2 separate regions of the Homo sapiens genome follow, and region 1 is linked to region 2. Evidence: chromatin contacts called from ENCODE Hi-C data. All regions are on one chromosome and are shown on one strand. Each heading gives the region's core, a stretch centred on a gene start or an enhancer-like site at or near the end of the contact. The rest is flanking DNA. Distances are from core to core; before and after follow the strand shown. Region 1 overlaps FGFRL1 (fibroblast growth factor receptor like 1). Region 2 holds the start of PCGF3 (polycomb group ring finger 3).

Region 1 (4,091 bases), core at 1,356-3,855, 320 kb after region 2:
GGGCTGGGTCAGTGTGCTCCCACCCAGGACAGGGCCAGGCACTCGCTCTCTTGCTTCTTCTGGACAGTTGTGTGGGTGAACACTTGTGTGCACCCATGAACATGCACGTGTGAGGCCTGTGCCCAGGTAGCCAGCCAGGAGGCCCAGGCACCCCTGCAGGCTGTGGGCCACAGGGGCTGGGCTGGCCAGGGGCCTTGGCCACTCCCCCTTGGTCCCGGGAGGCCCTGTGGGTGGTGGGATTTCAGGCAGCGACAGGTGCTGGTGGGGTCAACCTGGGGTGCGTCTGGGACCTGGGCCGGCTGGGAAGGGGTCAGGAGGCCCCAGTGCTGTGGGCCCTGCAGCCGCTTCCTCCCCGGGACAAATTTGCCAGAGCTGCCCCCAGCCCTGGGCAGCTCACAGAACCACACTGAGGGGGTGGTGGGCTGGCAGCCCCCCACAGCCGCCATCTCATTTCCTCTCCGGGGAGCTGCAGGGAGGGTAGGGAAGGAGGGGCTTCAGGGCTGGGGCCCATGGCCTGGGTGGGAGGGTCCTGAGTTGAGGGAGAGACGTGAGTCAGAGAAGAGACCCCCACATGTTTTCTCAGAGAGGCCAAGGACTGGGATGGGCCGGGTGAGCCAGGGCTGAGAAGAATCCCTCCCTCCAGAGCCTCAGCCCACCCTTTGTGTTTCTGGGCACAGCAGGGAGGCGCCGTGTCTCCACTCCCAGCCCCAGCGGCCAATGATGCCTGTGGGCTCAGAACCTAGAGGCCCTGGGCAACGCCCCCTGTGCTATCAGCACTGATTGGGAGGCCTCCAGAGAGGTGATAGGGATTCTCTGTGAGGGTCCCTGTCCCCAGACTTGGGGGTCAGAATGGGAGCTGCTCCCTGAGTGTCTGAAGACGCCAGTGGGAGACGTCACAGGGCCACTGTTAACTGTGTATTGGAGGAACACGCGGCCCCAGGCCCCATCGAGATGGCCTGGAGCAGCTGCTACCTCTTGGTGTTCTGCACGCAGCCTGGACGCTCCCAGACAGCAGTGGCTGCAGTGCGGGATGGACACTGTCACCCATGGGCTGGCGAGAGATGCCCTGGGAACTGTGGGGTGCCTGCGGCCGCCTCTCCGACATGGAGAGCAGTGAGTGGGCTGTGGTCGCCGCTGCAGGACTTGGGAGCAGCACGTGGGGAGTGGGGCACGCAGGGCCCTCCTTTCCCAGGAGCTCCATCCAGGTACAGGCCCTGCGGTGCCCCGAGTTTCTGAGGCCTGCAGGGTCTGTGTGTTCTAGGTTCATCTTCCTGGCCGGCTTGGCACTGCCCACTGGGGCTGGTCACACACACACAGAACCCTGGCCCTGCCTTCCAGCCCAGAGGCACCCAGGCAGGGGATGGGGTGGGGTGGGGACTGAGGCAGGGGATGGGGTGGGGACCCAGGCAGGGGATGGGGTGGGGACCCAGGCAGGGAATGGGGCGATGGGGCGGGGTGGGGACCCAGGCAGGGGAAGGGGCGGGGTGGGGACCCAGGCAGGGGATGGGGTGGGGTGGGGACCCAGGCAGGGGAAGGGGTGGGGCTGGGGTGGGGACCCAGGCAGGGGATGGGGCGGGGTGGGGACCCAGGCAGGGGAAGGGGCGGGGTGGGGACCCAGGCAGGGGATGGGGTGGGGTGGGGACCCAGGCAGGGGAAGGGGCAGGGCTGGGTGGGGACCCAGGCAGGGGATGGGGCGGGGTGGGGACCCAGGCAGGGGAAGGGGCGGGGTGGGGACCCAGGCAGGGGATGGGGCGGGGTGGGGACCCAGGCAGGGGAAGGGGCGGGGTGGGGACCCAGGCAGGGGATGGGGCGGGGTGGGGACCCAGGCAGGGAATGGGGGTGGGGTGGGGACCCAGGCAGGGAATGGGGTGGGGACCCAGGCAGGGGAAGGGGTGAGGTGGGGACCCAGACAGGGGGTGGGGTGGGATGGGGACCCAGGCAGGGGATGGGGTGGGGCGGGGACCCAGGCAGGGGATGGGGTGGGTTCCTTTCTGCCAGGAAAGGAGGCCTCTGCCAGGAAAGGAGGGCTCGGCTTCTCCACATAGGGTGGGATGGTGCAGGTGGCCATGTGGAGCCGCAGCCTTTCTGCTCCTGTGGGTTTCACAGGTGGTGGGAGGACATACTGGCTGCCCCCCAGACAGGAGCGGCAGTGCCCGTGGTCAGCCCGAGCTACGTCTCTCCAGAGGCTTGCTCTCTGACCCCAGGGCCTTGGGGTCATGCCCCCTCAAGGCTAAGGTGCCTGGCAGGGTACGGCCCTTGGGGGTGGGCAGACAGACCTGGGCATCTGTGGTCCCTGAACTCAGGTCTGATATTGACACAGACGTGGGTGCTGCACAGACTCTCATCCACACATTGCACAGGCTCAGGCAGCCCGCCGTGCTCGGTTGCTTGTGGATAGCTGTGGGGTCGCTGGCCCATGCCCAGGCCCGGCTGGGCCCTGGGCTGATGGTTGGGTGGGAATTAGGTGAGGGGCCTGGGGCCTCTTTGGGACCCACCAGGCCCCCCATCCCCCTACTGCCCTTGTCCTTGGGGGGCCACTGTCCCCTCTGACCTCGGGTGTACGGCTGCTTCCTGTATGACCAGAAGGAGACTCTGCCCTTTTGGTTGGTGGTTTTCGAGAGTTACCAAGCGCAGCTGTTTTGCATCCTCTGGGGACCCTGCTCCCTTCTCGTGTCTCAAAGAGCCAGCCTCTGGGGCCACGGGGCTGCCCCGGCCATGAGAGGCTGCTGACGTGGTGTTTGCTGGGCCAGTGCTCAGGGCTTTGGTGCATGTGGGCAGCTGAGGCCTGGGTCAGGGGCACTGCACCTCGGCCCCTCTGCTCATCTTGGGCAGGTGACCCAGGTGGAGCTCAGGCCCGAGGTCTGTGCTGGGCCGTGGGTCCCCTTTTGACCGCCCCCCCGGCTCCGGACCCCAAGCCCCTCCTCGCTGACTGTTCCTCGGTCCCACCCGCAGGCCCCCCAAAGATGGCGGACAAGGTGGTCCCACGGCAGGTGGCCCGGCTGGGCCGCACTGTGCGGCTGCAGTGCCCAGTGGAGGGGGACCCGCCGCCGCTGACCATGTGGACCAAGGATGGCCGCACCATCCACAGCGGCTGGAGCCGCTTCCGCGTGCTGCCGCAGGGGCTGAAGGTGAAGCAGGTGGAGCGGGAGGATGCCGGCGTGTACGTGTGCAAGGCCACCAACGGCTTCGGCAGCCTGAGCGTCAACTACACCCTCGTCGTGCTGGGTTAGTCGCTGCTGCGGTCAGAGGTCATGGGCTGGGTTGGAGCCAGGCAGGGGTGTGCAGGAGGGCGGACGGGGACACACCTGGGGCCCGAGAGTCAGCCAGCCCCCGGCAGAAAGCCTTCCTTCGGTGCCCTGCCCCACCTCAGCTGGCTGCACCTCTGCCACCATCCCCCAGGTATCCTGTCCCGTTCCTGTCCCCGTCAGGCTCCAGCCTCGGAGCCTTCCTCCCAGCGGAGGGCGGAGGGTGGAGGGCGGGAGCCGAAGGCAGTGGTCCCACAGAAGGGCTGGGGCCCGAGGCCTTGGCAGGGTGTGCCGGCCGTCGGCTGTGACTTTGAGGCTCGGGTTTCGGAGTTCAGAGGAGCCGCCGGGATGCGTGGCCTTTCTGTTCTCTTCTGCGCCTGGGGCCCGGGCGCTGGGCTTGGACAGGTGTCCAGAGAGACACGCCCTCCATACCTAGGGACCCGGCACCCCGCCTGCTCCGCTGGGCTCCTGGGTGTGGGGCCCTCGGGTGGAGCTCCTGGGAGCTGGGCTGGCCCGTTTCTTTTTTTTTTTTAATTCTACTTTAAGTTTTAGGGTACATGTGCCCGTTTTCTGAATACAGGAGCCTGGCCCAGGCCCCAGCAGGGTCTGGGGGTGCGGCCTGAGACAGCCTGGTCCTGGGCTCAGTGAAGGAGCGGCTGTCACAGGGTGGATGGAGGGGACATTCCACAGCACGCCCTGCCCCTCGGCATTGTGTGGAATGGGAAAACTGGCTGTCCCCCACCCCCACCCCACAGTCCTTTCAAAGGGGACGATGACCGGGTGGTATGAGAGTCTCGTCTGTTCACCAGCCCTCGGCCCCTTGATGTAGGCTAGGGTTACTGCAGC
Region 2 (4,600 bases), core at 713-3,212:
GGGGCCTGGGGCCTGGAGTGAGTTCTGAACTGCAGCTTACCACTCTGCCTCTTCCTGAGGCCACCACACTCAGCCCAGGACTGTTCCTGGCCTGCTGGCCACCCCCTGCCCCTTGCACCCCAGCACCAATACCTTGCCCCTGCCCTCCTTCTGGGATGATCCTCCAGTCCTCCCCTCCACATCTGGGGCCTGCCTCCACCAACTGAAAACTGCAGTCAGGGCTCTTGTGGAGGGCCAGCACCCCAGTACCCCAATCCCAGGCAGCCCTCTCCAGTGGGCCCCTCCCCTGCACTGGGCCACCCCATGGCTCCACGGAGCCCTCCCTGCCTCCCCTCCCCCGGGGGCAGCAGTGGCCACATTTAGTCCCTCCCCTTCACAGCAGCATGCCTGGGAATGCTGTACACATTCACATGTCTGCTGTCTGTCCTCCTCCCACCCGGATAACGTGTCCACCCAGTGCTGGAGATCTCAGCAGGCCCCCAGCCCTTCTCAGGCCCCTCTCAGCAGCGGACTCAAGCCGCTTCCCCACGTGCTGCACCATACCTGGGCCCGGGGCCCCCTGCCTGGTGGCTGCTCCCGGGGTCCAACTCTAGACTTCACGGGGACAGTCGCAGGGTCACTCCCTCAGCCACCACCTCTCCAGACGGGACGAGCTAATGACTCCCGACTCCTGCTCCATGCCTGCACCGCACAGCCTCGCAGCGAGTGCCCCTGGGCCTACGGGGCCTCCCCTCTCGCCACCAAGCCTCCACACTGCGCGGTGCCCCGCCGCCCGGAACCACAGTGGTCTCGCTTCCCACCCAAGACCCAACCTGCCCTCCCGTCCTGGGCCGCCAGCCCAGAACCCGCAAACCGGGAGACCCTAGGACCCCGCGTGCCTGCACGTCCGCCTCACCCCCGCACGCGCCCTCGGTCCTCGGATCCCGCCCTCTCAGGACAGTGCCAGTCCCACGAAGGCGCAAATGCCGCCCGTACTGCTCCACCCTGGCGGAGGGCACCCAGGTCGGAGAGTCCGCACGTGGGTGCCCTGTCCGTCCTGATGCTGAACATAACCTAAATACAAGCCTAAACATGACCAGACCCGAACCCCTGACCCTGACCCCACCCCTAATCCTGACCCTAACCCTAAACCCAACCCTAACCCTAAACCTAACCCCTAACTCTGACCCTACCCCTAATCCTGACCCTAACCGTAAAACCAACCCTAACCCTAACCCCTAATGCTGACCCTAACCCTAAATCCAGTCCTAACCCTGACTCTAACCCTAACCCTGACCCTAACCCTAAAACCCAACCCTAACCCTAACCCTGACCCTAACCCTAAACCCAACCCTAACCCTAGACCAGACCCTAACCCCTGACCCTGACCCCACCCCTAATCCTGACCCTAACCATAAACCCAACCCTAACCCTAACCCCTAATGCTGACCCTAGCCCTAAACCCAGTCCTAACCCTGACTCTAACCCCTAACCCTGACCCTAAACCTAAACCCAACCCTAACCCTGACTCTGACCCCTAACCCGACCCCTGACCCTAACACCGACCCTTAACCCTGCCGGGAGGGCGCTCAGTCCCGGCTCCCACAAAGGACAGCAGCACCCGTACTGGACGGCACCCCCGGAGGGACCCGGGCCTGAGGACTCTGCTGCTCCAGCGCCCCAGCTCACGATCGTCCAGGACCCGTCGGGTCCCTCAGCACAGCGCGGCCCTGTCGCTCTCCTGACCACGCCCCTCATGGCCCCGCCCTATGCCTCGCCCCTGGCCCTCGCGCCCCGCGGCTCCCTCCGCCGAGTCCAGGCCCGACGCGCCTGCGCCCTCTGAACACGCCCCTCCCCGCCCCTATCCCCACCCCTTACCGCCTGGCCCCGCCCACGCCCCTTGCCGCGGGGTGGGAGCCCAGACGCACACCGCGCATGCTCCGAGCGCGGCGCCCCCGACGCGGCGCTCGGCTCGGCTCGGGCATTTCCGCCTCTTTGTTTTAAACTCCGGACGGGCTTTTTTCTCCTCCTCTTGGGGGGGACCCAGAGGGAGCGGCGCCCCCTCCCCCCTCCGGCGCGGACCCCGCGTGCGCCTTGCTCGCCCGCAGCCCCGAGACCGCAGGTCAGTGAGTCCGCCCCGCCTGGCCTGGGCCCTCGGCGCCCGCTCCTCAGGCTGCGGCCTCGGCCCGTGTCCGGCCCGGAAGGCTCCGAACCCCGGGCCCGCGCTCCGTCGTCCCCGTCGGCCTGGCCCGGGAAGCCCTTGGCAGGCCCGGGAGGGCCGGCACCCCAGCCCAGTCAGGACTCCGGGAGGTCGAAGACCCCAGCCCAGGCAGGACTCCGGGAGGGCCAAGAGCCCAGCCCAGGCAGGACCCCGGGAGGGCTGGGACTCCAGCCTAGGCAGGACGCAGGGAGGGCAAGACCCCAGCCCAGGCAGGACTCCGGGAGGTCGAAGACCCCAGCCCAGGCAGGACCCAGGGAGGGCTGGGACAGCAGCCCAGGCAGGACGCAGGGAGGGCAAGACCCCAGTCCAGGCAGGACGCAGGGAGGGCAAGACCCCAGCCCAGGCAGGACTCCGGGAGGTCGAAGACCCCAGCCCAGGCAGGACCCAGGGAGGGCAAAGACCCCAGAACAGGGAGGGCCAAGACCCCAGACCAGGCAGGACCCCGGGAGGGCCAAGACCCCAGACCAGGCAGGACCCAGGGAGGGCGAAGACCCCAGCCCAGGCAGGACCGCGGGAGGGCAGGGACCCCAGACCAGGCAGGACCCCGGGAGGGCCAAGACCCCAGACCAGGCAGGACCCAGGGAGGGCGAAGACCCCAGCCCAGGCAGGACCGCGGGAGGGCAGGGACCCCAGACCAGGCAGGACCCTGGGAAGGTCGCGACCCCAGCCCAGGCAGGACCCAGGGAGGGCGAAGACCCCAGACCAGGCAGGACCCAGGTGAGGGCGAAGACCCCAGCCCAGGCAGGACCGCGGGAGGGCAGGGACCCCAGACCAGGCAGGACCCTGGGAAGGTCGCGACCCCAGCCCAGGCAGGACCCAGGGAGGGCGAAGACCCCAGACCAGGCAGGACCCAGGTGAGGGCAAAGACCCCAGCCCAGGCAGGACCGCGGGAGGGTAGGGACCCCAGCCCAGGCAGGACCCTGGGAAGGTCGCGACCCCAGCCCAGGCAGGACCCCGGGAGGGCTGGGTCTTCAGACCAGGCAGGACCTGAAGAGAGTTGGGCTCTGGGATTGCACAGGACCCCCAGAGTGCTAGGACACAATGACACATCATCCAGGAGGGTCTGACCCTGGGACAGGTCACCGAGAAGGGCTGGGACCCCAAGATGGGTCACCAAGGAGGGTCGGACCTGGCCACCTGGCAGGGCCCGGGGGGGCTAGGACCCTGGGAAGAATCACGGAGGAGGGCCAGACGTAGGGACCAGGCAGAATCCAAAGAATGCCAGGACCCCAGAATAGATCCCCCAGGAAGGTCCTGCCTTAAAGTGGGTCACAGACGAGGGCCAGGACCCCATGACCATAATTCAGGAGGACCTGACCCTGGAGCAGTCTTGTGAGTCCTGTGAGCACTGCTGGGACCCTGAGACTGCCCCGTCTCCCCCGGGACCCTGAGACAGCCCTGTTTTCCCCTGGGGGCCGGGACCCTGGGACAGCCTGTTTTCACCCGGGGGCCGGGACCCTGGGACAGCCCTGTTTTCCCCTGGGGGTCGGGACCCTGGGACAGCTCTGTTTTCCCCTGGGGGTCGGGACTCTGGGACAGCTCTGTTTTCCCCTGGGGGTCGGGACCCTGGGACAGCCCTGTTTTCCCCTGGGGGTCGGGACCCTGGGACAGCTCTGTTTTCCCCTGGGGGCCGGGACCCTGAGACAGCTCTGTTTTCACCTGGGGGCCGGGACCCTGAGACAGCTCTGTTTTCACCTGGGGGCCGGGACCCTGGGACAGCTCTGTTTTCCCCTGGGGGCCGGGACCCTGGGACAGCCCTGTTTTCCCCTGGGGGTCGGGACCCTGGGACAGCCCTGTTTTCACCTGGGGGTCGGGACCCTGAGACAGCCCTGTTTTCCCCTGGGGGTCGGGACCCTGGGACAGCCCTGTTTTCCCCTGGGGGCCGGGACCCTGGGACAGCCCTGTTTTCCCCTGGGGGTCGGGACCCTGGGACAGCCCTGTTTTCCCCTGGGGGCCGGGACCCTGGGACAGCCCTGTTTTCACCTGGGGGCCGGGACCCTGGGACAGCCCTGTTTTCACCTGGGGGCCGGGACCCTGAGACAGCCCTGTTTTCTCCCAGGGCCCGGCACCCTGAGACTGGACAGTGAGAAGGGCTCATGACATGGACAGGCTTCTAGATGACCAGGACCTCAAACGGGGTCACTTAGGGTCGGGACACTGGTGTGGACTGGGAAGAAGGCTAGGCTCTCAAAGAGGACCTGATGAGAGCTGGAACTTCCAGACAGGTCCTCAGAGGGCTGGGACTCCTGAACAAGTCACTGAGGAGCATGTAGGCCCCAAGACTGGACTGTAAGGAGTACTGGGACCCTCGGGGGGGAATCCAGCAGTGTCCTGAATCTGCCCAGTCCACTCAGCTGGATGCACCTGCTGTGAAGGCCAGGCATCTGGCATCCTGGTACC

The links. Hi-C counts contacts between places; a loop is a spot of excess contacts on that map. Pooled maps may share reads with other maps.
Region 1: a loop to region 2 is called in a pooled map, with 2.9 times the contacts of the local background. The contact joins the enhancer-like site here to the promoter of PCGF3 in region 2. A Hi-C loop is called at or near these places in 2 of 168 maps with a recorded cell type or tissue (both naive thymus-derived CD4-positive, alpha-beta T cell), 2 of 37 single-sample maps with no recorded cell type and 14 of 50 pooled maps.

What each region holds. Positions count from the first base shown.
Region 1 is chr4:1,019,251-1,023,341 of GRCh38, forward strand. It overlaps FGFRL1 (fibroblast growth factor receptor like 1), which reads left to right. Exons shown (of 7, transcript NM_001004356.3): 3 at 2,953-3,225. Among named protein-coding and RNA genes, the nearest start is that of FGFRL1, 9.7 kb to the left of the region's middle. Within about 2 kb of position 2,606, at least 3 of the 41 ENCODE cell types and tissues checked have a DNase peak (open chromatin) inside an H3K27ac peak, as active enhancers do.
Region 2 is chr4:703,870-708,469 of GRCh38, forward strand. It overlaps PCGF3 (polycomb group ring finger 3), which reads left to right and starts at 1,963. Exons shown (of 11, transcript NM_006315.7): 1 at 1,963-2,101. RefSeq lists enhancers at 1-710, 1,751-2,736, 2,737-3,721 and a silencer at 1,686-2,385.